Regions from separate parts of the Homo sapiens genome. Here all the other regions are linked to region 1. A link is a loop called in an ENCODE intact Hi-C map of the cell type or tissue named here. Cell type or tissue: HCT116. All regions are shown on one strand. Region 1 has its middle 52 kb from the start of LINC02653. Region 2 has its middle 220 kb from the start of LINC02653. Region 3 has its middle 270 kb from the start of LINC01375. Region 4 overlaps LINC01375 (long intergenic non-protein coding RNA 1375). Region 5 has its middle 5.1 kb from the start of HTR7. Region 6 has its middle 190 kb from the start of LINC01375.

Evidence for each region. Peaks named below come from ENCODE experiments on the same cell type or tissue, not always from the same donor. Only the 100,000 strongest peaks of a DNase experiment are listed, where the experiment ranks them.
Region 2: it touches region 1 in a loop (2.7-fold over the local background); 3 of 110 quality-filtered maps call a loop at or near these places.
Region 3: it touches region 1 in a loop (4-fold over the local background); 2 of 110 quality-filtered maps call a loop at or near these places.
Region 4: it touches region 1 in a loop (7-fold over the local background); 14 of 110 quality-filtered maps call a loop at or near these places.
Region 5: a loop joins it to region 1, with 6 times the contacts of the local background. A loop is called at or near these places in 3 of 110 quality-filtered maps.
Region 6: a loop joins it to region 1, with 7 times the contacts of the local background. A loop is called at or near these places in 12 of 110 quality-filtered maps.

Annotation. Positions count from the first base shown.
Region 1 is chr10:90,590,003-90,595,002 of GRCh38, reverse strand. No RefSeq gene overlaps it. Among named protein-coding and RNA genes, the nearest start is that of LINC02653, 52 kb to the right of the region's middle. In HCT116, a CTCF peak has its summit at 1,887; DNase peaks (open chromatin) are centred at 1,892 and 3,162; H3K27ac peaks cover 4,037 bases.
Region 2 is chr10:90,317,063-90,322,062 of GRCh38, reverse strand. No RefSeq gene overlaps it. Among named protein-coding and RNA genes, the nearest start is that of LINC02653, 220 kb to the left of the region's middle. RefSeq lists enhancers at 1,582-2,315, 2,316-3,051. In HCT116, no CTCF peak of the experiment used is centred here; a DNase peak (open chromatin) is centred at 2,352; H3K27ac peaks cover 4,715 bases.
Region 3 is chr10:90,225,316-90,230,315 of GRCh38, reverse strand. No RefSeq gene overlaps it. Among named protein-coding and RNA genes, the nearest start is that of LINC01375, 270 kb to the right of the region's middle. In HCT116, no CTCF peak of the experiment used is centred here; DNase peaks (open chromatin) are centred at 2,905 and 3,542; H3K27ac peaks cover 4,418 bases.
Region 4 is chr10:89,952,131-89,957,130 of GRCh38, reverse strand. It overlaps LINC01375 (long intergenic non-protein coding RNA 1375), which reads left to right. Exons shown (of 4, transcript NR_110655.1): 2 at 694-916; 3 at 1,128-1,256. Among named protein-coding and RNA genes, the nearest start is that of LINC01375, 2.7 kb to the left of the region's middle. In HCT116, a CTCF peak has its summit at 2,141 (motif pointing left); a DNase peak (open chromatin) is centred at 2,187; H3K27ac peaks cover 730 bases.
Region 5 is chr10:90,860,595-90,865,594 of GRCh38, reverse strand. No RefSeq gene overlaps it. Among named protein-coding and RNA genes, the nearest start is that of HTR7, 5.1 kb to the right of the region's middle. In HCT116, a CTCF peak has its summit at 2,490 (motif pointing right); no DNase peak of the experiment used is centred here; H3K27ac peaks cover 410 bases.
Region 6 is chr10:90,146,555-90,151,554 of GRCh38, reverse strand. No RefSeq gene overlaps it. Among named protein-coding and RNA genes, the nearest start is that of LINC01375, 190 kb to the right of the region's middle. In HCT116, CTCF peaks have their summits at 2,709 and 2,909 (motif pointing left); DNase peaks (open chromatin) are centred at 2,884 and 3,234; H3K4me3 peaks cover 883 bases; H3K27ac peaks cover 5,000 bases.

The sequences.
Region 1 (5,000 bases):
AGCAATTATCTTCTGTTAGTTTACCTTTTTTATCCCATTTTATCCCATTAGGCTGCAACTGAAGTTTAATTAAGACAGACTATACAAAGCCAGAGTTTGGTATGTTGCTACAGAAGCTGTTTTTAGATATAAGCAATTCCTCAACACAGGTGTCCTCCCGAAGGTTATGAGCTCCTTTTTACCTGCCAGACTCCCTTTCAGTGCCACAATGTCTACCTGGTCAGCGTGTGGAGGAGGAGACTCTACCTGCTCTCCTGAAGCTGGGGGGTCAAGACTATCTCCCAGATCCAACCCTGTCTCATAGTGGCCTCAATGCACTCAGAATTTCTAAGCAGGAGAATGTCAATAGGGCAGTGCTATTTATAGGTAAATATTGGGTGGAGCAATTAGCTTGTTCTATGTTGTAAAGGTTCTAATACTAAAAAGGAGATAGGTATCCAAGATGGAAGAAGGCTGACTGACTGCCAGTGAAAGAGAAGGGGAGTAGCTACATATTAATGGATTTTAAAGCAGTGATAGAATTCTCAAGTAGCTTAGTGATATGGTTTGGCTGTATCCCCACCCAAATCTCATCTTGAATTTAACTCCCATAATTCCCACATGTTGTGGGAGGGTGGTGGGAGGTAATTGAATAATGGGGGTGGGTTTTTCCTGTGCTGTTCTTATGATAGTGAGTAAGTCTCATGAGATCTGATGGTTTTATAAAGGTCAGTTCCCCTGCACATGCTCTCTTGCCTGCTGCCATGTCAGATGTGCCTTTATTACTCCTTCACCTTCTGCCATGAATGTGAGGCCTCCCAGCTATGTGGAACTGTGAGTCCATTAAGCCTCATTTTCTTTATAAATTACCCAGTCTTGGGTATTTCTTCATAGCAGTATGAAAATGGACTAATACACTTAGTAAGTAAAATAGAAACCAGTGGTTCTCATTTCTGGCTATATTACAGAACCACCTGGCACTTCTTAAAGTACTGGTGCTTGGGCCCCATGCACAGAAGTTCTAATTTAATTAGTCTGATTGAAGCCCTGAGCATCAGTGTCATTACAAAGCTCCCCCGGTGAATCCAATTTGAAGCTGAAGTTGAGAAATGCACATCTCAGACCAAAAGTGTCCAGGTTTTTCAGTGTTTGCAGTACACAGGTAGAAATGGCTCCTTAGGCCAAGGGGAAATAAGATTCTATCTTGCACTGTACAAATCTGGGCTCTGTATGTGAGTGGAAGGAGCTTCTGGAATCTGATTTTTTTTTTTTTTTTGAGACAGAGTCTCGTTCTGTCACCCAGGTTGGAGTGCAGTGGCATGATTTCGCCTCTCTAAAACCTCCACCTCCTGGGTTCAAGTGATTCCCCTGTCTCAGCCTCCCATATGGCTGGGTCTATAGGCATCTGCCACCACGCCTGGCTAATTTTTGCATTTTTAGTAGAGGTGAGATTTTGCCATGTTGGCCAGGCTGGTCTCGAACCCCTGACTGCAAATGATCCACCCACCTTGGCCTCCCAAAGTGCTGGTATTACAGGTGTGACCCACCACGCCTGGCCTAAAATCTGCTATAAGCCTGCCAGGTGATGCTGATTCAGATGGTTCCATGAACTTTACAGAGTACTCTAAAATAGAGAAAAAAGCATCTCCTTTTTATTCATCTATTGTTTATGATGAATATGTTATTTTGTTTAAGTTCCCAAAGAAAATCCTAGGAGGAAAGGGACATTATTTCAGGTTACAGTTAAGTAAACTCTAGCAAATTGTCAATAAATACAAATCTAGTAAAAGCAAAGCCTGACATCACACAGGAGTATTTAGTTGAAGGGCTAAGGATAAGGAAAGCATTAACCACAGACTTTTCCCTAAGCTTTTCTAGGCTTCTTGTTGGTACACTAGCTGGCCCCCAGGGGTCATGAGCGACTAGCTCAGAGGAGGTGGGTGAGAGGAGCTGGTTGAGAAGAAGTGAGAAATGCAGCTGTGGGCATAGGCTGGCCTGGGCAAAAAAAGCTTCTGAGATGGTGCTGCAGTCAGAAGACTCTCTCGGTGCTGCAATTTCTGAACAATTGCAAACTCTGGCAGCCTTGCTTGTAAGAAAAAGCCAATAATTTTAGAGGGAATTAGAAAGCCTTGCTGCTTTAATTCTTGTTTTTCCTGCTGTCTGTCAAATGTCAATCTTTGTTGTCCTGATAAGGAACTACGTTCCCTACCAGTAAAGAGAATCTGAAAGCTTCATAAACACCCATTTGTGCATATAAATACATTTGGGAGAAGGGTGACATCATCAGAGCAGTGACAGTTTTTGAATGGAGAAGGGGAGGGGAGTGAACTAAAAGTAGTGATCTTGTCTTCAATGTGTCTGACTTTTGAGCAGGAGAGAAACCCATTTCCTGCTAGTCATTTCTTCTCTGTCCCTCATTAGAGAGAACATTTCCCCTGAGTTCTACAGATTTTATCCACAAACAAATATAGCTCACTTTGGTTCAAAGTTCTACGTATTCTGGGCCACTCTATTCCACTGCTGGCTTGATACATTCACTTGGATGCTTCACAGTCAACTAAACATGTTCATTGTCTACTACATTCTTGTTGCCAGAGACAAAGTCCATTTTCTCTTCAGTTGCTCAAAGCAGAAATAGAGGAGCTGGCCTTGACATCTCCCTCTCCTACCCCTCAGCTTATCCAGCATCAAGTTCTGCGCTGTCTCCTCCTGAGTATTTCTTAAATCAGACCACTTATCTCTATCCCCCTTGTCTTGGTGCTTTCTGGAACTGCCCTTGTCACTGCCTGGACCAGTACAGTAGCCCATGCTCTCACTGCTTTTCCTGCATCCACGCTTGCCCCTCCCATCGTGTTAGCCAGTGATCTTTTCAAACTGCTAATTTTTATTTTAAACTTGTGGATTTTAAAAATTGCCTTTAGAATAAAGGTCAATACCTCTGACTTGGTCTGTTAGACCTGACCCTTGCCTACCTTTCCAGCTTTAATTCTGAGCTCTCCCCACCCTCCATTCTAAATCCCATTCATATGGGTCTTCTTTGGTCCTTTGAATGCTTCATATTTGTTCTTCCTTCAGAGCCTCTGTACTAGTTTTTCCCACTGCTGAAACTCCCTCCCCTTTGCGTCTTTAATGCTTCCTCCTCCTTCAGCTTTCATCTCAAATGTCATTTTCATCAATCTCCTTTCCTGCCCCTCCCAGATAAGCGTCAGTCCTCCCGCTGTGCACTCTGGCTTCCTACATGCAACTTCCAACTGCTTACCTAAGTATGCAACAGACAGGGCCTCAGACTGCCTTGTCAACTATATGACCCCATTGTAACTCAAGTGCCTAGCACATACTGGGTACTCAACATCTGTGAGTGAAGATAAAAAGGTATAAGTGAAGGATATTAAAACACAGCCCATTCTCACATAAACACATGCACATTTCATCCAGCTAAGGGCTAAGGATGATTTCAGCCTGACACTCCTTGAAATCTTTAGTTGCTTAACTAATATATTAATATGAGACCTGGTTAGAATTAGAAAAGACTGTGATTAAAGAATGGTGATGTGCTGTTTACAAAACACTCTGTACTATTTTATCACATTTGATCCTTCTAAGGACTTTGTAAAGTAAGTAGGGCTGCTGTTATTGTGTCTGTCTACAGAAGATGAAACTGGAGCTTGATGAAGATAAGTGATTTGCACAAGGTCAAAGAGAAGAGGCATAACAGGGAAAACAGCCCTCATTATATGAATCCTATCTAGTGCAAATGATAATATTAGTAACAATAATAGCTAACTTAGTGTTTGAAATAATTTTAGATGTTATACTTAAGACTTTATATAAATTGTCTTGCATGTACCAAAACCACTGTGAAATTATACAATTACTATCTTTTCTTTACAGAAAGAGGAAATTAACCTTAGAGAGGTTAACTAACCTTCTGTAAGTGGTAGATACAGAGATAAAACCCAGGCACTCTTGCACCAGATCTCTATTCTTAACAACTTACATTTTGGTCTCATCTATGTTTACAGGAGCTCCTGGTTTTCTAGACATTTCTATCATGTGTCTAAAGCATATCTTCAATTAAAAGAATATATTTCTCTTTTTTTTGCTGTTTGTTCATTTTCCTTTTGAGTTCTTTTTTTCCTTTCTTACCAGAATCCTTCCTGTTTTTCCTGAGTTCTTTATTATGGGATGCAGTAAGTTGATTGCAATAGGAACAACAAAACAAAACTCAAAGAGCAAGTATGAAGCCTATGTTCACATATTTTTGTTGTCGAGAATGTATGCCTTCTGCAGAAAATGTTCAGTTTGTCTCTATCCCAATGTTTAGTGAGTTATACTGTCAACAATGATATTAATTGTTCTGGGTTGGAGCCATCTTAGCTGTTCAGGTAGGCATATTGGTGGAGCAGAACATGGTCTCAACTGAAATTTTAAAAACTTGGCTTTTAGCCCAGTTTTGTCATTTAGCTGAGTGACATGTAGCAAGTCACTTAACCTCTCCAAACCCAAGTCTCTTCATCTATGAGACAATAGCTCTGCCTTGTGAACAGTCATCTTGAATTGTGAAATACATTTTTATCATAAGGGAATTATGTTGTACTTTCTTTTAGGAGAAGGAAAGAACACAAAATAGAACATTTTCATTAATATTTTTCATGGAGAAAGCTACAGACAGACACTTCTATTTAATTAGCCAGCTGGTGGCACTGAATACATGGAGTCAGTTTCCAAATAGCCAAAGAATGATGGAGCTTAGGACAGGTCAGAGTCGAGGGAAGAGGGTGGGGGAACCAAAAAGGGAAAAAGTGGATAATTTATCTTCTTTAGGCTTTGGGTTGAGCACACCGGCATGGTCAGAGTGAGGAGCTCATGCGAAGTTTGTTGTTCTTCCTTCTCAGCAATCCTTAGGGATAGGAAATGGATTTTTTTTCTCATGCTTCAACTCAAATTCATTGTCAGTGCCTGCCAGGAACACTTTGTCGAGGTCATGTCAGGGCTCACTGGAAACAGGCCATGTGAATCTG
Region 2 (5,000 bases), 270 kb after region 1:
TTAGATGATAAACTTATAAGAATAATGTCAAAGTAACATGGGGATGACTAGGGATCAGTTTTGGTGCTGTTTAGTATACTTACATTTGCTTGTGTGCAATCAACCTTTTTATGTGGTGACATCTATTTGCAGGTAATACTAAGTCTCAGGTACCTAAATCTACAATGGCATTAAAATGTGATTGTCTTTATTGATCCAAGGGAAATAGTCTTGATACTGACTTAGTAGTAAATTAGAAAATTGTTCCTTGGTAGTAAATCAGAAAAATAAAAAACACAAATGAGTTTTATATTTTTTGATATCCTGAGCCACACTCAACATGAACATGGTTGCTGAAGAAAGCTAAAAGTTTAATTTCATGTGAGTTCTTCAGGCAACATATTATTCAGAATTTTTCTTATTTCACAATCCCTTACCATTCAGCTGATTCTTTGGATGCCTTTGCTCATTCACTCAGTATGCTGGTGATGCACCAGTAAGCACAGTCCATACCAATGAGACGTTAGCAGTCTGAGGGAGGATCTTAATGTCTCTTAATATTTCTTAAAATAATTAAATATTTCCATGGCAAATTTTTTACTGTTGTACAATGTTTCAGAATTCAGCTCCTAACCAATAATAAGTTATGATTCTATTATTCCTTCAGAAACAAACAAGCATCATTTCTAGAAAGGTGGGTAGGTGTCCGCCATAATAAAATGCCCTAAACTGGATGACTCACAGTTGTAGAGACTGGAATTCCAAGATTAAGGTGCCAGCATGGTTGGTGTCTGGTGAGGGCCTTGCAGACGGCCACCTTTTTGATGTGTCCTCACATGGTGAAGACAGAGAAGTCTTTCTTTCTTCATCTTCTTTTCCCTCCTAGCTTTATTAAAGTATAATTGACAAATAAAAATTTTGTATACTCAAAGTATACAACATTATGATTTGACATACGTATATTTTTGTGTAATGATTACCACAATCAAATTAATCAACACTTCTATTACCACACATAGTTGCACTTTTGGTTTGTCCAAGAGAAGTGAGGACACTTAAGGTCTACTCTTTTAGCAAATTTCAAATAAACAATAAAGTATTAACTATAGTCACCATGCTGTATATTGGAACTTATTCATCTTAGAACTGAAAGTTTGTACTCTTCAACCAGACCAACATCTCCTCATTTCCCCCACAGCCCGGAATATGTAAGACCTGAAACTGTAAAACTCCTAGGAGGTTTATATGTTCATGCCTGTAGTTCCAGCTACTTGGGAGGCTGAGGCAGGAAGATAGCTTGAGCCCAGGAGTCTGATGCCATGGCTATGATTGTGATACTGCTCCACTAAACTCCAGCCTGGGTGACAGGGTAAGACCCTGTCTGTCTAAAAAAAAAAAAAAAGGATGGGGCAGGGGGATGCCCCTTGACATTGGCCTTGGCAAGGATTTTTTGGATATCACTCCAAAAACACAGGCAAAAAAGCAAAAAATAAGAATAAACAGACGGGACTACATAAAAGTAAAATGCTTCTTCACAGCAAAGGAAACAATCAACAAAATGAAAGGCCAACCTACAGAGTGAGAGAAAATATTTGCGAACCACATATGTGATAAAGGTTTAATATCCAAAATATATAAGGAACTCATACATCTCTTTCTCTTCTTTTAAGGCCACAGTCCTACGGGATTAGGATCCTTCCCTATGACTTCATTTAACCTTAATTACCTTCTAAAGACCCTATTTCCAGATACAGTCACACTGGGAGTTACAGCTTTAGGATATGAATTCCAGGGGGAAAGGGGGGGCATACAGTTCAGTCCATATCAGTTAAGAACGTTATAAAGGCATTTGTCCACAAATCTTTCAAATCTGATTAATTTATTAATTGGTATTAATACAAACTTGTGTTAAAAAGGACTTAAGGTCATCTGGTTTAATTTTCTCTTAAAAACGGAAACTCCTTCTCTAATCGGGGTGTTTCTAAAGAAAATACTCGAGGATTTCTTGATTTCTATGTCTCTATGTTACCTTTTATTCTTCATAAGTAAAAGTAATAATTTAATATCTTTTAAAAGTTTTTCACTATCTGAAAACACCCAAATCAACTTGCAAGGACTGCGCTTTTAAAACAGTAAGTTTTATAAGGATATATATTTTTTTTCAGTTGTATTTCTCAATTGAGTGAAAAAATATGTAGTATTAAATCTCTGTTCTCTTGCTTCACTTTCCCTTTTACTCCGAGGGACAACAAAACAGTACTGGCTAACTACTCTATTAATGGTGCACTCTCCAGGAACTGCAGTCCCCACTGTGCTGCCATTACAAGTAGTCAGAAAAGGTCATTGTGACTTAAAGTGAGCGCTGCAGGTGAAACAAGCTGGATCCATGAGTCAGTGATGACTCATTCTCAGATCATTCTGCCATGCGAAGCTTAACAGCATCTGGTATGAAAAACTCCACAGACATGCCAAGTTATTCACAATTGTTTCATGTACATTATTTCCAGTCTTCAAATTTAACAAATGTTTATTATTAGTTTATCGTAAACAGGGACTGTTCTCAGTCAACAAACATTTACTGAGCTTCATCTCTGTGCACTGGATGGCACTGGGGATAAAATACAAATAGGATATGCAGTGACTTCTACAGTAATGAGAAGGAAACCCCAGAGCCTTGGCCAGTGCAGATAAAACCTGGCCTTTTCTTTGACTCCACACCAGCAGAGACTCAGACACCCACATGTTCTCCTTCATGAATACTCACAGACTTATCATTACCACCTGCTTCAGCACCATCAAGGCTCAGCTCATGGTGCCATTGATTTCTGCTTCGAATCACCAGAGCAGCCCAGACTCCCAGGTCATCCTTTATCCCTCAGATTTTTATCTTCCTGTCACTTCATACAAATAACTCCTAATCCATCGCCCATGCTACTTCAAGCTCTGAAACCCTTCCACTGTAAATTCTTAGACTCAAGATCAATCGGGAGCAAAATCTCCCGTATCTTCAGACTATTCTCTGAATGCTTCCTTTGCCATCTTGCTAAAAACTGGGTCACCCTAAGCTCACTGCTTTCCTTGTAGAACCCCTAAGTGGAGGGTATTTTCTCTCTAAAACCCTCTTGCTGCTGGTCTCTGAAGGAGATTGTTATATGCCTTCCTTGTCATCACCACTTCAGACCACTTCTCTTTCCCATTTCCTGACTTCCCCTTTCCTGCTACTGCTACACACACACAGAGCTTTACACAACAGGTCATCCAACTAGAACACCGACTGGTCCTTCTAGTTGTGCTCCTCTTCAGATCCCCAGATTACTCTCTCACTGCCTAAAGCTTTTAGAGCCTGGCTCAATGAACTCTTTCCAATTCTATTATTGCCATCATTTTTGGTGGTTTTTAATATTCATGTCGATGATCCTTTCAATGTCTTAATCTCTAAGTTCCTTGACACTCTATCTTTCAAGAATCTATCTCTCAACCATAGTTTACCCATTTACCTCCAAGGTCACACTTTTGGCTTTATTATTACCATAAACTACAAATAATCTAGTCTCATGGTTACGAAGGATTTGTACTCTGATGACCCTCAAATTTTATCGTCAGCTGCATATCTTCTCTGAAATTAAAAATTACAAACTAATTCATAATTTGCCTATATGTACCTGCTATGCTCATTCACCGCAAGAGTGTGCTAGGCCCAACAGTATTGTATTTAAAGATCAGAAAATCTTAGCTTTATTTCCAGCTCTGATACTTACCTTTATATGCAAGTTGTTGTTCCCAATTCCTCTCTGTTCCCTATAAGAGGATTATACTCCCCCTGCTTCTAGCAACAGGCTTGGATATGTGACTTGGTTTAGTGAAAGAAATATAAACAGAGTGTTTTATGCTAAGTCTTAGCAAAAGCTCTAAGAGCCATATGTGGTTCCAGCACTGCTCTTTTTTTCTCTGCCATACAACGGAGAAAGGGCTGCTTCTTCAGTGTGGATCCTGGAATCAAGAAGATGTAGGACACAGTCAAAGGTAGTTTACAACTGCACTTATGTGAGTGGGAAATAAACCCTTGTCATTGTAACCTACTGAGTTTGGGGTTCATTGCACAGCATAATCTAACAGATTTGGATGTGTCAGAGTTTCCTAATTTATGCAATGAGGACAATAATGATATAACTTTCTTGTCCATGTCAGAAAGTTGTTGATGGGATTAAGTGAGAAATACATATGAAAAATGTTTTATAAAATTCTACTATGCTATTAGCATTATTACTGGAACTGGAAATATATGGAATTTCAAGATCTAAAGTTATTTATGCTTCTTTATCCCTGCACACAAGCCATTCAATGGAAATACAGCATGTGAGATATGCTAACGTGAACAAATCATGATTTTATTCTTTCTTATTTACTAAAAAAGTAAGGCTGATGTTTAGAATATCAAGAATATTAATGAGACGTAGAAAAACTGTACCCTTAAGACTTCATTCCTTCAAGATAATGCCTGCCTACCTCTCTGCCCACACACATTTATTAGATACATCTCATTTCTTTTCTCTTTTCCTACGCTATGCCATTGTGTTGCATTTACAGGACTTCAAGGTTGTGTCTGAAGTTTTAGAACTCTGAGTTACCTGAGAGACATCCCAAGGAGCTTATGCCAGTGGGTGTGGGTGGCAGAGGCTGCGCATTGCAGAGTTACTAGGCACAAGGTTGGAAACATCATTCTGCCCCCACTTCCCTGCAGAGGAAGGGCATGCCAGTGGGCTGAGAGGAAGTGCTGCATGCTGAGATCAGTGAGCTGGTGCCTGTTGGGGAGGCGTGTATGTCATTTCATTAATCTTCACCTCAACCTTACCATGTTTGTGCCATTATTCCCATTCTGCAAATGAGAAAATTGAGGCTTTACATGTTGGAGGTTTTTGTATCAGTTGGTAAGAGCCAGAAATGGTTCCACAACCCAAGGCTTTCTGCTCCAAATTTCTAAGTTTTTTACTATCACGTGCTTTATCTGGACCTTTCCTTTT
Region 3 (5,000 bases), 360 kb after region 1:
CTCGTTTTTTCCTTGTCTTTTGTTGGATTGGGTTAATTCAAAAATCTTGTCTTCAAGCTCTGAAGTTCTTTCTTCTGCTTGTTCCATTCTATTTCTGAGACTTTCCAGAGCATTTTGCAATTTTGTAAGTGCATCCATTTTTCCTGAAGTTTTGTTTTTTATGTATGCTATCTATTTTATTAAATATTTCTCCCTTCACTTCTTGTATCATTTTTTTTTTATTTCCTTACATTCGGCTTGGCCTTTCTCTGGTGCCTCCCTGGTTAGCTTAATAACTAACCTTCTGAATTCTTTTTCAGATAGATCCAGGATTTCTTCTTGGTTTTGATCCATTGCTGGAGAGCTAGTGTGATTTTTGGGGGGTATTAAAGAATGTTGTTTTGTCGTATTACCAGGGTTGGTTTTCTGGTTCCTTCACATTTGGGTAGGCTCTGTCAGAGGGAAGGTCTAGGACTCAAGGCTGTTGTTCAGTTTCTCTTGACCCATGGGGTGTTTCCTTTGAGGTAGTACTCTCCCTCTTTTCCTAGGGAAGTGGCTTCCTGAGAGTCAAGCTGTAGTGATTGTTATCGCTCTTCTGGATCTAATCACCCGGCAAGTCCACCAGGCTCTGGGCTGGTAGTTGGGGTTGTCTGCACAGAGTCCTGTGATGTGAACAATCTGTGGGTCTCTTAGTCATGGATACCAGGACCTGCTTCAGTGGAGGTGGCAGGGGGGTGAAATGGACTCTGTGAGGGTTCTTAGCTTTGGTTGATTAATGCATTATTTTTGTGCTGGTTGGCTTCCTGTTGGAAGGTGGTGCTTTCAAGAGAGCATCAGCTGTGGTAGTATGGAGTGGAACAGGTGGCAGGCCTAAACCTCTTTTTTTCTAAATAAATTACCCAGTCTTGAGTATTTCTTCATAGCAATATGAAAATGAATGGAGTGTATGTTGTAATCCCTTGAACAACCACTAAAAATAGTGGTTTAGCCAAAAAGCCAATAAAAAAATTATAATTAAAATATGATACATATTCAGTACTTAGGCAAGGAATGGAGATAAGAGAAAGAGAAAACAGAAGGGATAAATAAAAAAGTAATAAAATGGCAGACCTAAATCTTACCATACGAATGATTCATTAAATGTTAATGAATGAAGCACTTCCAGTTAAAGTGCAGAGATTATCAGGGGGATAAGAAAGCAAGACCCAATCAACTTAATGCTATCCTTAAGAGATGCACTTGAAATATAAAGACACAAATAACTTGAAAGTAAAGAGTTATAAAATATATATATATATATACCACAAAAACATAAAGCATTAAAAATGAGGGCATAAAACTACTAATAGAAAACATAGAGGAAATGCTTGATGACATTGGTCTGGGCAAGTATTTTTGGATAGTACTTCAAGGTCACAGGCAACAAAAGCAAAAATAGACAAATGGGATTACATCAAACTAAAAAGCTTCTGCACAGAAAAAGGAACAATCAACAGAGTAAAAAAAATCAACCTACAGAATTGGGAGAAAATATTTGCACACTATACATCTGACAAGGGATTAATATCCAAGATTTATAAGAAACTCAAACAATAGCAAAAGCAAATAACCCAGTTTAAAAGTGAGCAAAAGACTTGAATAAATATTTCTCAAAAGAAGATACACAAATGGCCAACAGGTATTGAAAAAATGTTAAACATCACTAATCATCAGGGAAATGCAAATCAAAACCACAATGAAATATCACCTCACCCCACTTAGAATGGTTATTATCCAAAATACAAAAGATAATAAGTGTTTGCAAGGATGTAGAGAAAAGGGAACCTTTACACACTATTGGTGAGAATTAAAAATTAGTGCAGCTATTATGGAAAACAGTTTGGAGGTTCCTAAAAAATTTAGAAATAAAACTACCATATGGTCTATAATCCCACTACTGAGTATATGTCCAAAAGAAAGGAAATCAGTATGCCAAAGATATATCTACACTCCAGTGTTTATTGCAGCATTATTTACAGTAGCTGAGATGTGGAATCAACCCAAATATCTACCAGTAGATGAATGGATAATGAAAATGTGGTATATATACACAATAGAATACTATTCAGCCACACAAAATAATAAAATCCTGCCATTTGTGACAATATGGATGAACCTAGAGGACATTATGTTAAGTGAAATAAGCCAGGCACAGAAAGATAATTACTGCATATTCTCTCTCATATGTGGAATCTAAAAAGTTGATCTCATCGAAGTAGAGAGTCAAATAGTGGTTACCAGAGGCTGGGATGGTTGGGAGGATATGGGAAGATGTTAGTCACAGGATGCATAATTACAGTTAGATGAGTTGGATGGGGGAATAAACTTTAAGGGGTCTATTGTACAATAAACTGATTATAGTTAATTACAATATATTGTATTCTTGAAAAATGTGAAGAGTGGATGTTAAATGCTCACCACAAAGTTGTAACTATGTGAGTAATGCATTTCTTTGCTAGCTAGGTTTACACATTCTACAATGTATATATACTTCAAAACACGATATGGTTTTATACATGATCAAAACATACAATGTTATCTGTCAATTAAAAAAAGAAAAGCTTGTTTACATGAAGCAAAAATTGAAAGAATTAAAAGGAAAAAGATAATTATATCACCATAGTTAGAGATTTCAATACTCCATTTGATAAAACAACTAGACAAAAACATCAGTAAAAACAGACAACTTGAACAACACTATCAGCTATCTTGATCTAAAAGTTAGGGAACAGTAGACCCAACATCTGCATTATAACACATTTATTTCAAAACCGCATGGTACATTCACCAAGATGAATCACAAGGAATAAAACAAATCTCATCATCAGAGGTTTGTGGTGAATGAGTGGGCGAGTGACTTTGATCAGGTAGATATGTTTCTGAAAACCCATTATGAGTGGAGCATTGTCTAGGAAATTACAAAGGAAGGTGATGACTCAGTTCTTCCCTCAAAGTTGGCATAATATAATGAGATTGGGCCAAGATAATGGTGGATACATAAGTGCCAGTGACCCAAAAATGAACTTGCCTGATCCACAGGAGCTTTATTCAGGACTGCATGCCACATATATGGAAGAAATATTTTTAGAAAACACATTAAAATTGTCTACAAGTCATTTATTTATGGTGCCAGAAATTGCAGTTAGCTGGATTTGTCTACTCCCTTTCAGGAAAATAGGAGCTTGATAATATTTATCTTCAAGGTTTCAGGTCTGAGGGCAGGCAAATTGTGAAAAATAGGAATGTTTTCTTCCTGTCTTTTACCCTCTGAGACCATGTGACCCAACAGAAATATAATGAAAACCACAAAGGCAAGCCACATATGCAATTTTAAATTTTCTAGTATCTACATTGAAGGAAATACAAAGAAACAAGAGAAATTGATTTTAGTAATACATTTTATTTAAGCTAATGTTTTAAAAAATATTACTTCAAAATGCAATAATTATAAAAGTTATAAATGAGATAATTGGCATTTTTATGTTGCCTTAATGAAATATGATGTCTGGGGGCAGGGGGTGTATGTTTTACAGTCCGTCTTAATTTGAACTAACCACATTCAAGTGCTCAAAAGTCACATGTGGTTAGTGTCTGCCATATTAGATAGCATGGCTCTAGTAAGTAGCAGAGAGAAAAAAAAACACTATTTATTTTTCTCTACTCCATCTTCTATGCTGTTAGAACCTACCTTTGAGCTAAGATGATCCATGCGCTCTCCACCCTCTAACAACACAGATGTTGCCGATTATACCAACAGGGCCAGGAAAGGAGCATAAACCCAGGTTAAGCCAGAGGAGATAGGAAGGGTCTTTTCACTGCCTTGGAGAGCCTCTGTCTTGATCTGTCCTGTCCTGTCACCATGTCAAGAACCCTTGTGTATGAATTGCAGAGAGTGTAAATTAAAATACATAAAAATTGTTAAAGCAATATAATTATCAAGAACATGGCTCTGGGAGTAAACAAACCTGTGTTTCAATGCTGGCTCTGCCACCACTAGCTTTAAGTCCCTGAAAAAGTGATCTAATTGCTCTCAGCTTCAGTTTCTTTATGTGTAAAATAGGAATTATAATAACTATTTTGTAAGATTGTTGTAAAATCCTACAGGGATATATTATACATATGTAAAATGCCCGGTGGAGTTCATAGCACACAGACACTCAATGATTGCCAATGCTGTTGTTTTGGTTGTTGCTAGTGCTCAGAGAAGAGAATTTGTTAACCAAGCACACTCCATAAAATGTATACCCTGGAGAATTTTTGTAAAATTTTTCTGACAGTGATATTAGCATAGCTGACATAGAAAATCTGACGTAATAACATTTCCAGTGATAATCTCAAAAATTATATCCAAATAAGAACAGACCTACACACATAGATATAGCTTATGTTAAAATCCTAACATTTTAAACTTGATATCAGAAAGTCCTTCCAATTATGCAAAACTTTTCACTTCTGTTTTAAATTTTAAGGTAATTCTCATAGTAACTTCCATACACTGCTGCAAATGGTACACAAACATTTCAAAAGAATTTTTAAATATGTTGCAAAGACATTATACAAAATTTAGCAGAAATGCTGCAAGTCATAGTGAAGACAAATCTTTCATGGAGAACTAAAATTGTACATAGCCAGAAATTTTAAATTTGAAAAACATATATATATATATATATATATATATATATATATATATATATATATATATATATATAAATTGAGTGCTCCGAGGGGGGAGAAGGTATTGTTAACAAATCCTTCTGAAAAATAAGTAAATTATTGAGATTAAGCAATAACTCAACAAATCAGAAGAAAATGATGAAATGGGAATGACAGAATGAGACTGGGAACAATTTCTTCAGTGTTATGAGATTAGAACTTGCTCAGCTATTACCATCTGTTGATTATAACACTGAGTTCTTGTTATTTCATAAAAAAAAAACATTTGCTCTGGGGAAAGGTTGAACCCCTAAGGCCTGGGGCTGAGG
Region 4 (5,000 bases), 640 kb after region 1:
GCTGTATTTGCATTCTAGGGTTTTGGAGGTTTTTAACGTAATGTCTGGGAGCTTGCCTTATCTGAATCATCCGAATGATGATTTCTTTCTAAATTTGCTTTTTTTAAAAAAAAAATCACTTTTCTAGTGATACATATAAAAGAAACTAATGAACTAGGTCATGAAGTATGAATAGCAGTGTCAGACATTCAAGACAAAAGGAACAGCATACTTAAAAATGAAGTTGTAGACAAAGTATTAACTGTTTCAAAATGTTGGATTTTCTAAAGACCATTTAAATGCTGATGCCATTTATCTTTAGGAAGCTGGTATTGTTTGCCACAGTTATAACAAGCTATTGTTATAATTTCTGCTTATTATTAGAATCCAATAGAATTTTTACAGTTTGTTTTGAACACTTCTGTCATCTATTGTTCAGTTTGTTTTCATTATGAAATTCAGGTTTACTCTCAGTTTCTCCCAAAAATAGTAATTAACTATTCTGGGAATAATAATTTTAACTGGTTCATAAATGAGCATATACTAAACAACACTACTGTGCTGTATATAAATCTGACTCATATATTTTATAGCTCTTACTTCTTAGAAATAGAAAAACTTGCTTCTATATTAGAAAAGAAATCACTTTTCTAAGCCTATAAGACTAATACCTAGACATTTAGATTGTGGTGGGTTCACTTTTCTTCTTGTTAGAGGGCACTCTGAATCACTCTTCTGGTGAAGATCTCTGGGAGTTACATGCAAGCGGTGGGCCTGGGCCCATTTCCACATCCCACAAAGAGTGCATTTACTTTGTGTATCCAGAAGAGCAAAACTCCCAACTCTACTGCTTTGTTTTCAAACGGACAGCCAAGCATTCGATGTCTTCAGCTTCACTCTCTACTTTGTGCTTGGGTTCCATTTCTGGTTCATATAGGTATTTACCTTATTTTTTAACTTGACTTTGCCTTTTTATCCCTCTTTATGTTTTTATTTATGTTGTATATTCTTTTATGTATTTGAAAGAGAAGGGGAGTGTCCTGTTATGAACATGCTATACCATCTTGACTAAGAACCCCTTTGCTGATACCCAATGGGATTCCTTTATCTGGTCTAACTGACTAGATATTTTATCATTTATTTTTCAGTCAAGGTTTATTGAGCACAATATGATGGTGTAGGCATCTTTGGAGATATGCTATCTGCAGGTTCAGCTTTGGAGATTCAGAAGTGACATGCACATGCCTCTGACACTCTCATGGAGTTCACAGTTGGAGGTAAGCTGAACCATTTGGCAATCTACCTCACAGATTGAACACAATTGCCAAATTGACCGTTCCCCAACTCAGGTTCATTTCCATCATGACAAACTAATCTTTCCATTTCAGTAAAGTTTCATGGTACCTCTTTGCCTATAGGAAGCCATGCAACTCATCAAAATCTACTTGTTATCTAAGTTAGTTTTTTTCTAACAATACCCTAAATATATAGTTCTTCTACAACTTTGATGATATATCCACAATTAATGGATACAACACAACAAGAAACTCAGCAATACTAAATTTTTCAGTCCACCAGTGTCTTTGAAGAGAATATTTGTATTAGCATTTTGTTGCTCATTTATTTCATTCTGCAAAGTTTAAGAAACAACAGATACCTTCCTCACAGTGCAGCATTCTTGAGAAGGGTGCAGAGTGACTGGGTTTTCTCCTGGGTTTACCCAGGCACTTTTTTATTCACTCATCTGTTTCAGAAATAGTCACTATCCTGTTGTCTTCAGCTCCCAGCTTGGGAAACCCACAGAGTCTTTCCCTCCAGGTCACCATTGAGTTTGGCATGCTGTTGACCCTCAGTACATCATACAGCAACTACAAAACAGTAATTTTGTTCTCAGTGCACCCACAGGGCCATTTACTTTGCAGCATCATTCAGAACTTTCAGCAATAACTTTCCTACTTCAAAAAAGATAAAGAGAAGCAGCATGAGGAATCCTTGATGGAAACAAAGCTGAAACAAATATAATCTCTTATAGGATTTTTCTACATAAAATAATGCAAAATCACAACTTATTAAGTCCACAACTTAAAGCAAAATGTATGAAATTACTTTTCACCACAAGTTTTTACTGATATGAATAATGGCTATACTGTCTATATTTTAAATTAACCTTAATGCCATCTAGTGGTCACTGAGAAATTTTTGTTTCAGAAAATTGTTAACTTTAGAAATTGTTAATAACAAAGTAGTAGGAATAACAATAACTGCTGTTGCTGAAGAGACTTATTGAACACCTACAATTCTTCAGAGCTCTATGTTCAGCATTTTATGTTCATTATCTTGTTTTATCTATACAACAACCTAAATAGGTACCGCAGCGCAGTTATGCAAATGAAGAAACCAAAACTTAGTGGTATTAAATGACATGCCATATTCAGAGATCTAGTAAATATCTGACTGGTTTTCAAACCCAATTAGTCTAGTCCATTGCCTTCACACTCATCCAGAATTCTATGCCTCTACTAAACCTCGGTTGTGACTATAGAATATGGTTAATAGACTAACACACATGCACACACACACACACTCACACACAAATGCTAATGTGTTTGAAGGGAGGTGCAACCTCACATTTCCACTCTACAACCAACTCTTATCATGTTCCAATTCCCAGGCTTCTCCTTCAAGCAAGATTTTAATTGCATGGGGATGTTTACATATTCGAAATTCACATATGGTATCTCTAAAATGTGATGGATTCACTCATTCATGCAACAAATAGTTACTGAACTCATGCGTTAGACTCTGTGCTAGGTAATGGGAATGCAGCAGGGAACCAAACAGACACAGTCCTTCCTTTCATGGAGCTTAAAGTACAGCAGGAGGACAGACACATAAATTACATGGATCATGATACAAACTCATTGTGGAAAGAGCAGCTGGGAAAAATGCAGAGTGCTGGCAGGGTGTTTAGTTGGATGACCTTCCTTTGGCACCTAAGCGTTGAGTGAGAAGGGGAGTGAGGGAAGACATCTCTAAAGGAAGGACCTTTAAGAGGAGTCATGAAAGAGTGGGAGTGGGAGTGGGAGTGGGACTGAGCTGGGTGCAGGAGGGCAGCATAGGGATTCCAGGAAAAGCACCTGAGCAGCAAGCAGAAGAGTGTCTCCTAAGGCTCTGCTCCCAGACATTACACTCACACAGTGGAAGCACGACAGTAAGTCAATATGCAATTCAGGCACTCTTAATTCTTGTGCTGTAAATGGAACTTGGATAAAGACCATAATTAAGTCATACTTTTTTATACTTTGAACAAATCACTTTTACTGAAAATACTAAAATTGCATGATGTTGCACTTTATTTGAATACCCAAACATAATGGTACCTATCTATGCTAACTGAAGTTTCCATTGGTACTTATGAATAATTCAAATGCCTCCTAAATAAGATTTTTAGTTTGGTTGGAGATTATGAAAATAACACTCATGGCAGATAATGTGAATAACACAGAAGGAACCAAGGAAAAAAGAAGAAAAACAACTAATCCTCATATCTCACAACCCAGAGGCAAATAATGTAAACCTTTTGGAATGCTTCCTTCCAGTCTTTTTCTCTATTAATATTTTATAAAAATAAGATTTTATAATTTAATTTATTCATTCAGTGTAATAATTATTTCATTTGTTTTTACAAACTCTTTGTTAATATCACTGTAATAGCCAGATGCTATTTTATTAGGTGGACACATCCTAGTTTACTTAACCCATTTCCAAGCTGTTCAGTAGGTGGATTGTTTCCAATGTTTACTAAACAATGAATGACATATGAATAATGAATGGCATATGACAAATAATATATAATAAATAACACATTGCATAAAACTAACTTTTTTATAACGGTTTGTCCACCAGAATAGAACTCAGTAAATAGTAGACATTATTGTCAAGTGGTTAAGTAACTGACACAGCTTATTTGTATATCTGAAAAGAATTTAGAAAGTAACAAAGCAATTTACAAAAGCAAAACCACTGCTCAAGAACATTGACTATCAACCACCTCTTCCCATTCTTCCTTGTACTGTGAGTTGATTTCTGCCTTGATCTTAAGACAGGCTGCAGTAAAAGTTAATGGGTATTTTTGTCATGTTGGAGAATCCCAGGAAGCCATTCTAAAATCCCATTTGTGAAATGATGTGTCACATTAACACATTTTATGGGCTTAATCTTGTGCTGCTAATTGAATAATTTAATATTTGTGACACTAGCTTGACTCACACAATTACACACACACACAAAAAAAAGGAGTTGTAAGCTGTTACATCTCAGCTGTTCTTTACTTTGAGCATGCCCTGGTGTTTTTTAAGCTATATTTAGTGTTTTGCCATTTACAAGACAACTTCTATCTCTTTGGATATTTGCTTGATGTGAATGCAAATTGGAGTTGCAAGTTTTCTTCTTCTAACTAGGTACTCTTTAGTAGGTATATGCCCAGTCCAGATGCCAGGACTCTTAAACAGAGTTTTCACTGAGAGGCATTGACAAGATATAGAAATTACATCCTTGTGCCATGAGTAAGGACAGTGGTAATGACAGTGGCAGGCCATCTAAAGCAGCTGCTGTCATCACACTGGCTGCTGCAGGGAGACAGCGCTGGGGCTGCACACTCCAGGGAGCCAGCAGGAGCCAGGGACAAGTGAGAGCCCTGCCCCTTCCAAATTGAGGCAGAGGCTCCCTGGGTACCACTGCAGCCAACCAAGCTATGGCTGCAAACCTGGGCATCCCTGTGCTCTCAGGACCCAGAAGCAGGTGGGAACCCCACTCTTCTGGGTGCAGCTGCAACTGCCCAAACCACAGCTGTGGACTCAGGTATCCCTGTACTTTTGGGGACCAAGGAAGGCCCTCCTTGCCCTCACAAGCTCAGAAGTGGGAAGTGCTTGCTCCCGCTGCTCTTGCTGGCTTCTGCCTGCTCTTGGTGCCCATTCCGATCTCAGAGCAAAGTCAGGGCTGAACCCAGGCACTGACATGGC
Region 5 (5,000 bases), 270 kb before region 1:
TACCATCAGACTTATGAAATATAAGCACGATGTAACAAGATTTTGTCAAGACACAGAATTTAAGCCAATTTATTGTACCATTAACAAGAAACCACTTTGAGCTCTAAATTTAAAAGCCATACCAATAATAGCTAAGGCACTAACCATGGCCCACACAGTTCATGCTCCAAATAGCTACAGTGGATGTTGAGAACTCAATTTTGAGCGGCTGAAAGAAATTTACTTATTAATGTCATCAAGGTTAAAATATCCATCTTGGCTCACCAGTGATGGCTGAATCAAAGATTTGGTTCTTGTGGTTGATGATATAACCCCTGCCCCTTAAAAAAATCATATAAGCAGATTTATTCATATATAACAAAATTACATCTTTGGGAAACTCATCTGGGTAGGAATGATCTAGCCCATTTTTTGCACTGAAACTGGTTTTCAGATATGAAAATTATGGACTAACCCTTTATTGCAGCACCAAATTGTGAAGTCGAAGACTATGATCCAAAAAAGACACTCTGATTTAAACCTTTAGACTTGATGATAATATTGCTTAATTTGCCTTTTTCAATTGCTACTGCTAGTGCGAATAAAAATTACAAAAGGAAGTTTTTGAACAGCAGTGCATTGTATTGAGAACTTAAAATGATAATATTGGAACACTAGAATTTTACAAATATCTTGCCAGTAATTAGTCTAAATTGGAGATTAGTAAACTATGGTCCATGGGTGAAATCCGGTTTGCCACCTGTTTTTGTATGCCTCGCAAGCTAAGAATCATTTTTAGATTTTTAAGTATTTGAAAAAACATTTAAATGTGTTATTGAACAATTAGTGTCAGTCAACAACTTATTTTAGAAAAATAATGTGACCCTTCTTGCGCAGAGTAAAACTCATACCTACCTTGCATGGCACACAGGTTTCTTTGTGATCTTCCCCAAAGGTCTACCCTTGCCATTTTCCACAGCTATGGCAAGTCTTCCATGTGTTTATGGACCCTGTCAGCGTTGCATTCTCCTTTCCTCAGTCTTCTAATGAACTTTCTACTCGAGCTGATATGTTAGCTCTGTGAATTTTTTGGTCTTTCCAAGCAGGGCTAATACCTCTTTCCTCTGGGCTCTCATACCTTTGGTTCATACCTATATTAGGAGACTTTCACATTGTACTGTAATTATTTACTCGTCTGTCTCTTCTACCAATGAACATCTGCAGAGCAGAGAACCTGCCTTATTTATTGACCCCAGCACTTAGCACAGTGCCTATTAATATGTAGCTAGGGCATGCTTATTGAATGACTAAAAGAATGGATCAGGCTGGGTGCAGTGGCTCACACTTGTAATCCCAACACTTTGGGAGGTCAAGGCAGGTGGATCACCTGAGGTCAGTGGTTCAAGACCAGCCTGGCCAACATGGCAAAACCCCATCTCTACTTAAAAATACAAAAATTAGCCAGGTGTGGTGGCAGGAGCCTGTAATCCCAGCATCTTGGGAGGCTGAGGCAGGGAGAGGTGCTTGAGCCCGGGAGGAAGAGTTTCAATGAGCCAAGATCGCACCACTGCACTCCAGCCTGGGCAATAGAGCGAGACTCCATCTCGAGAAAAAAAGTCGCAACAAATCAAATAAAATAATGGATTAGGCATAGTTTTTCCTAGAAATGGGATATGACTGTGATGGTAATTTTACTTTAAGATATCATTTTGTTGAATATAGAAGGATTCATAAAATTCTAAAGAAACTGTAGAATAAGATGTGTCCTATCACTTCTTCAATGAAAGCCTTACTTCTATTTTGATTATCTTGAAATACCACAAATCTCTCTAGATTTTGCCCCAATTACTGATTGCCCTTTTGAGTAAAACTACTCCAAAAGTTGTCCACCTTCTGAATTGCCATGTTCTGTCTTTTGATCTCTCGAATCCATTCCAATCTGTTTTACCCCTACCATTGCACTGAAACAGTTCTTGCCTTACTTTGCACTTAACTCAGTCAATTTCTACCCCCTTGAAACATTTTCTTTCCTTGACTTTAAATATCCAATTTCTCTTGGTTCTTCTCCTGCCTGACTGCCCCCTCATTCTCAGTCTTTGTTGGTTTCTTTTCCTCTCCAAGATCTCAGGATGTTGGTGCATCCCACGGTTAAATCCTCAGGACTCTTCTGTAACTACTTTTCCTCTTGGGAGATTTTCCCCTGAAATTGTATCTGCATAGCTGACATCTCCACTTGAATAATCCAATAGTATCTTAAACTTAATGTGTCCTTTTAAAACAGAGCTCCTAAAACAATATCTGGTTTGCATTAGACACTCATTAATTAATGTTGACTCAATGAATGATTGCTACTTTAATCTATTTTTTAATTGAGGAATTTAAATTTTCTTCTCATTAGAAATCTTTCAGGAAGGATTGGGAGCTGACAATGTCAAATGTGTTCATTGATAAAAACTTTCCATGAAAGTTGTCTCTGTGGAATTTGTGCTGCTGAATAGATTCCCCACTAGGGGGTATGCATGCACCACATACATTTCGAAAACAGTCCTGGTTAAGAAAAATTGAGTGATTAATAAAATAAATAAGGGCTCTTGGATGTAGCTGTTGTCTGATTTTTCATTTATCTTGTTTGGAGGAAACTTTTTAAAGGTTACCTTTATTTTGTAAAGAGAATGAAAATTTTCTAAATGGAAAGAATCAAAGAAAAAATGTTTTTATTTTTAGTATGTCTAAATTAAAACAAAACACAATTCACTTTTAGGCTGAAGAATTACTTTACAACATGAATGATTCTTGGTTATAGGCATTATTCTACACTCAGTTCAACTGACTAATGTTTATTGAACACCTAGTATATGGCAGGAGTAAGGAAATATCCCTCCCTTTGATAAGTTCACAGTCTAATGGGGAAGACAGTCATGGAAATATGAAGCATAATGCAACAGTAAGTACTATAATAAATATAATTTAAAAGTGCTTTAAAAGCCTACAAAGAATGAAATTAACTATGGCGAGGGGTGCTGTCACTGAGAAGGAGACATTCAGGTGTCCCAGACTAACTGCTTTTATCCTAACTGGGCCTCAAAAATGTCTGTGTTGATGGATTTGAGTCCCTGTCTCTAGCATGTGTGTTCTCTGTATTAGTGATCTGTAGCCCCAATAAAGGCCACAGGGTAGTATCTGGATATTTACTTACAATACTCTTAGTACTACACTGTCTAAGCATTCTAGTTTCCCTAGTCTTTTCTCACCCAATTCTGGGGGCAAGGGACACCCAGATAATTAGTCTAGTTGAGTGAGGAAATGGGGTACAAATGTGAGAGACTGAAAAATTTGGAGAAATGAAAGAGTGGCCCTGTGGAAGTCCGCTGCACTGGGCATGGGAGGCCATCAGACCCCCGATAGACATGATATCAGCATGCTTGACTGACTAGTGAGTTGCCAATGAACCCTATGGCTTAGGAAGCTTTTTTTGTGCTTCTTAAAGTACATCTAGGTTGTCAGGGTATGAAGGTTTATGGGAAAACAAACTATCCTAAGCTTATGTCCTGTGGAGGGATATGTGTGGGTTTTCATAGATGGGATTACGCATATGCATTTAGATGAGCTAGATGAGTACCTAGAGGGAAGAAGGGCTGATAAAAAGACAGTAACTATGATGTAGGACTCCACAGCTCTTCTGCACTCTCCGAGAGCAGTTCTTAGAGCAGGAGATTGCCAGATTGCCAGTTGGAAACCTCAGAAAGCTGTATTCTCAGGTGCCCTCACTGACAATCTTATGAGAATGCTATTGTAGGCAATGAGAGTCTAGATAAGAATTAGTACTTTTAAAAGCAGTAATTTTTTTAAATGCTAGGAATAAAAGGGACAGAAAATAAAGACATGATTTGATTTAGATGCCAACACTTTACTTACTGTCTCTGGTATAACTGTTGAAGAGTGGGTGGGCAGCGGGAGGGAAGAAGGAAGCAACACCTTGATATGGCTTTTAAACACCAGAAAACTAAGGGCAGAACAAACAACAAATTTAGATGAATATTTAGATATTTTATGAATATTTTGTGAAGCTATATCTTTGGCATTTCTTTGTGAGAAAATTACAGAAAAGTATACACTAGATTTTGGCATTTTTATGAGGACACAATTATTTGTTAGTGAAGGTTAAAGGGAAACTGAAAGAATTCCAGATTGCTCTGTCAGGATTTTGGAATAACACAATGATAGATGAAATTTAAACTCAACATAAGCAAAGTAATGCTGCAGAAGCCGAGATTTTCAATAACTATGTTTATGCATTGTGACAGCTTATAAATTAGAAACCTAGCAACTCTTAGGAAATACACTCAGCCATCACTAGGGATAATATAACAGAGGTGACTGTTCTATAAAAAAGGGAGCTTGGACTTGATGCTATATTGACAATGAAGGAGGTAGTAATTTAAAAAATAGTATTTTAATGATTATTTGCTGTATTTATATGTCACACAATTTAAAAGTTGTTATGGAATAAACATTTGTTTCCTCCAAAAAATTGGTATGTTGAAATCCTGCTCCCCATTGTGGTGGCATTAGGTGTGAGAGAGTATCTCATTGTGGTTTTGATTTGCATTTTCTCTGATGGTTAGGGATGATGAGCATTTTTTCATGTTTGCTGGCCACCTGTATGTCTTCTGTCGAGAAGTGTCTGTTCATGTCCTTTGCCCACTTTTTAATGGGGTTATTTGTTTCTTGCTTGTTCCTTCATTTAAGTTATAGATTCTGAACATTAGGACTTTGTCAGATGGGAGAGGGAGATGATTAAGTCATGAGGGCAGAACCCTCCTGAATGGGATTAGTACCCTCATAAAAGGGACCCCAGGCCAGGCTTGGTGGCTCATGCCTGTAATCTCAGCACTTTGGGAGGCTGAGGCAGGCGGATCACTTGAGGTTAAGAGTTTGAGGCCAGCCTGGCCAACATGGTGAAACCCGGTCCCTACTAAAAACAATACAAAAATTAGGCAGGTGTGGTGGCATGTGCCTGT
Region 6 (5,000 bases), 440 kb after region 1:
GACACAACAAGACTCTGTCTCAAAAAACACCAAAACAAAACAAAAAAAAAAATCACTTCCGATTGTCCTCGCAATAGGCTACAAGTTACGCTAAATCTTTGGAATATTTCTTGATTAGAAAAAATTATACTGAGAACCAAATCTGAATGATTTAGCATTTAAATATCAACATTCACACACTGCACCATTCAAATTACATAAGAATTTGGTTTAAGGAAGAGATGCTTCAAAATGCTTTTGTTTCTCTTTAAAGCTAGTACTTGAGCATGTTTAAATGGTCATTTCATTAAAATCAATTAAATTGTTAATTTCCCTAGCCACAGAAGAAAACGTTAAGAGGAAAAGTCGATTTTCCATCAGTGGAGAAAATGACTGCAGTGCCATTTTTAACAACCAATTACAGCAGTTGTCCTCTGTAATACCTGGGCTGCAGTCTCCAACTGGATTCCTTCTGCTTCTTTTTCTTCCTTTCTTTTGATTTTTTTTTTTTGAGAGTAAAAAAGAAGACATTATAAGAGGCAATTCTGTCTAAGAAAAGGAAAGGATTTAAAAAGAGAGGGCTTCATTTCGAAGCATCCACAGGACACCATGGAAAGCTCCCAAGCACTTGAAAAGAAAATCTCACTCCACAGACAAAAATAAGGATAAAAATTTTCTTTGGATACAGCTAAGACAGGGGGTGGGGGATGAGAAAATCACAGTGCATTTTTAAAGCATGGGCTTTGCAAGCTGCATGCCCTCAAAGAAGTAACTTTAAAGAATTGAGGTGAATCCAGCAGGTGATCTTGTCACCTACTTTTTATTGTTTCATGATCTTTTAATTATGGTTAAGACATGGTGTCTGACCTCAAAGTACGCAAGTTCTACCATTTTGGCTGTTTGATGAGACATTTGTTCATCAAAGCACATTCCATGCCAAAGGCTAAGGATGCAGCTAACCTGACCCCGGAGTGAACTGAAAGAAGGAGACAGCACAGCCGTGGGTATCACAGACAATTTAACTTAGACTTGGATCTCTGAGTACCCAGACGCAGTTTTTGAATCATTCTGTAAACAACTTTACAAATCACAAATGTATTTTGAGTGTTTTCTCTTTACCCAAATGGATTCTCCACTCTCAAAATTTCACAGGCCCCAATTTGAACTTAAAGTCATACTTTAAATTATAGCCTATCAAATTATTAATTTATAAATCTTCCAGAGGAAAAAAGTATCTAAGACCTATCAGAGAGGTAACACAATTCAGGGTCTTTATAAAAATACCTTCTAAAATTTAGTATAAGAATAAAATAAAATAAGCCCTTTTCATTTACAAACTGTCCATTAAAGTAAATCATAAAAATAAATAACAAATGCAAACCATTTTTTTTCTTCAATGAATCAGCAATTTTTCATCTGCAAAATTGTCTTTACTTCTTTGGTAGCAAAACCAAGGTGATATCAAAAAAAAAAGAACAAAAAAGAGAACAAACAAAAAACTTGTTTTGTTTCTCACAACTACAAACAAAAACTACTTTTGATTTGTTTGCCAATTTGGCTGCAATTTGGTAAAGATATTCAATACCACTTAAAAGAGAAAGTGGTTTGTCACAGAGATAACAGTAATAGTCATCATACCTTATGTATATTCACATTGTATAAAGCTTTTTATTAGCAATTTAAGCTAGTAACAGTTCTGTAAAGGACTATTTTTTCCCATTTTATGAGTAAACAAACTCAAAGGTGTTCAATTATTTTCTAGAATGTGGCAGGGTCAGATATGAACTCAGATATGGCTCTAAAATATGTGATGGCTGATGTGTCACAAAACTGATGCCGCCAAGCTGTCTGTCATTTCATAATTTCTGCATAGTTGCTTTCATATTCATCCAAAAATGAAGATGCAGTTTACAAACTACTCAATCCTTCCTTTTTAACCATTTGTCTATTTGTACATCATTTATTCATAAATACTTAATATATGATTCCTGCATTTGGCACTGAGAATCAAGATAACTAATTACATCTTCATGACATCCAAGATCTCAGTTGAGAAAAATATAAAGATTTTTTAAAAGTTATTAAAAGAGCCTGATAAATGTATGTGATGTCAAAAGGTACACTGTGCTTTAGAAGCCCAGAAGAAAGGATAAACAAAGAGATAGAAGAATCTTCCCTAGGGAGACCCCAATTTTGCTGGGTTTGGAGGATGAATAAGAGTTCACCAGTATTTTCATCTTCCATTTCTTTCCTTTTAATAATTCAGTAGGCAAATAGACAAGTAAAAAATATATTTCACAAGTTATTTCTTCTTTATATAAAATTATAAATAGTTTTAATTGAATTTCCTTTGGTTATTCAAGGAATAGAAGAAAGACAACTTGTTCCAGAGAAAACTCTTTAGCATTTATCAGTATCAGTGGATAGTCAGGAAAAGAAGAGGGCACTTTATTCCTTTAGAGAAGGCTGGGGCCCCTGAGTCTAAGTCAGAGTTTTGGGGTTTTATTGTTTTTGATTTCTTTGTGGTTCCTTATAAGCACAGTTTGGTTTCCTCAATATTAGAGTTAGGACTAAGGAATGCATTATATCAAGAAGAGATAAGAAATGTATAGTTTACTTAACATAGTTGTATTTCGCTCTTTATGTTTCTTTTGCTCTGCTAACCATTTGCATAATGTTTCTTGTTATAAAAAGAAAAAGCCTTTTATGGATCTGCTAAATGCGAACTGCAAAAGATAAAGAGATGGTGTCTTTTTCAAGTCTTCCATGCTTTGTGGTGGGCTTTGCACTGTAGGTACATCATCATTGTAGGTTGATTCAACAGGAGATCCCAATCCAAGTGCCCTTCTTTCAGATTTCATTTTCATTCTCAGACAAGCTTACTCACTCTGCCACCTATTGGCAGAAGAAACATCCTCTGGTTGAGCTAATTCTAAGCACTCCAACCTCAACTTGGATGAAAATTTTTCACCAAAAAACTGATAGCACGATACATTATCTTCTCTACTACATGCATTATAAGTTAGGAGAAGAAAATGCTTGTGACTAGCTAATTCTGACAAAGCTTATTTGGTAAAGAAGGTTAAAATCATGGCAAAGGTGAGTTTTGCGTTTAAGGAATTAACATAGATTCCTTTGTGCATCGTACTGATAGTACTGTACTGAGCATCCGGACCTTGATTTATCCTTCAGAACATGATTCAGCCTCTGAGTCTTCATTTTCTTCTAGTTCAAAAAGGAACAAGAATATCTTCATTGCCCAACTCACAATGAGTTTAGGAGACAAATAAGATATGGATATGTGACCACAGAATGATTCATCCAGATGGATTTTCTCCCTTAATCTTCCTCACCTTTCTCCATCTGCCCTCTTGAAAAAAAAATCCTTTGAAATAGCTATTCAATTAATTTCTCTCATTTTTTATAGGAGACAACAGAGTCCCAGAAACGTAGTGATGATCCATGAGATGTGGATGAACTTGAGGAGACAAATCACAGATTTGGCCCTAATGCCTAGAACTAAGAAGTAGCTTAAAGAAACACAGCAGAACAACTGCAGCCCCTCACGTTTTTTTTTTATCTTTTTGTGGCTCTCAACACATTCTGAGCAATGATATGTGTGGTGTGTGTGTAACTGTGTCTCATATTCTACACAATGCATAATACAGAGTAGGCTCTTTATAATATTAAATGGGTGAGGTGGTGAATAAAATAACCTTACAGTGCAATACATCTACTATACAGATGGGTGGATTGAGGCCACAGAAGTCTCAGTGATTCATCTAGCATAAGAAGTAAATCAGAACTTGGGCTACAAGACACTTTGATGTTCTGATTATAGGCCTCTTTCACTTATCTCCTTTGCTCTCCTGTTCCACTGGGAACTCCAGATTGCCAAAGTCCTAAAGCAGATTGGCCTCTTCTGGTACCCTAAATTCTAAAGACTGTGATTCCTTTTCCTCCATAACTCAAGTGAGTCATGGGTGTTTCTGCTGGAATGAGAAGGGGCAGCAAGAGGGGGAAGTGGTAGGTATCACCCTCTATAATAGAAATTGGGAAGACATTAAGCACAGATACTGGCCAAACCTGCAAACAGCTGAGTGAGTTTGGTGTATTTGGGACCAAACACAGCAAACATGATGACATATGCAGGGCAGTGACCATGACTATCTTTGGTCTGGATAAATTGCGGCTCTGGAAAGGCAACACACTTGAATAGGAATTATTTGAAACAGTGCAGGTGTTTTACTGCAACATATTCTACCACAGGAAAGAAGTTTCAGGAGTATCTCTTTTTAATCATGGCCATATCACTCGTGTAAAATAAATGACTTTACCATATGTATAATGCTGGTGAGTGCTGAGGAGCCTTTGGTTAGCTTTATTTCTGAAAGCAGTCTATCCTAATGTACATGCATAAAAACCCAAACCTAATGCATTTTATTATTGGCAGTGGAGCCAATCCACCATTAACAAAGATTATAAGGACCACTTTGGTCATTGCTTATACATCTCGTTGAACACAAATTATAATACTAATTATAGCAATAAATAGCATTGTACTAAATAGTCTATGCTTCATTTAATCATCGCAAAAACCCTATGTAATTAATTTGTATTGCAAATGAAGAACCGAGGTTCAGAGAGATCAAAGGACTTGCCTGGGGTTGTACAGGTAGTCAGTGGGAGAGACAAGCACAGAATTCAAGCACAGCCACTAAGCCCTCACTCACCCTTACCAATAGTCTATTAAATACAGCCTTAAGTTTCTGTTATATGTCCACTTGGTTTATTCCTTCTAGGAGACTGCAAGCTCTTAGAAACCAAGAATCAAGTCTTACACTGTTCCCTAAAAATATCTGTCACAATACTCTTCAGGAATATATCCTAAAATAGCAGGATGGCCAAAACCTGAGGTTTAGCAAATTGAGAGAGGTAGAACAGACAGACAGGCAGACAGGCAGACACACAGATGGAAACATACAACTATTTGAAGATGGGACAATCAGAGGAGGGTGAGA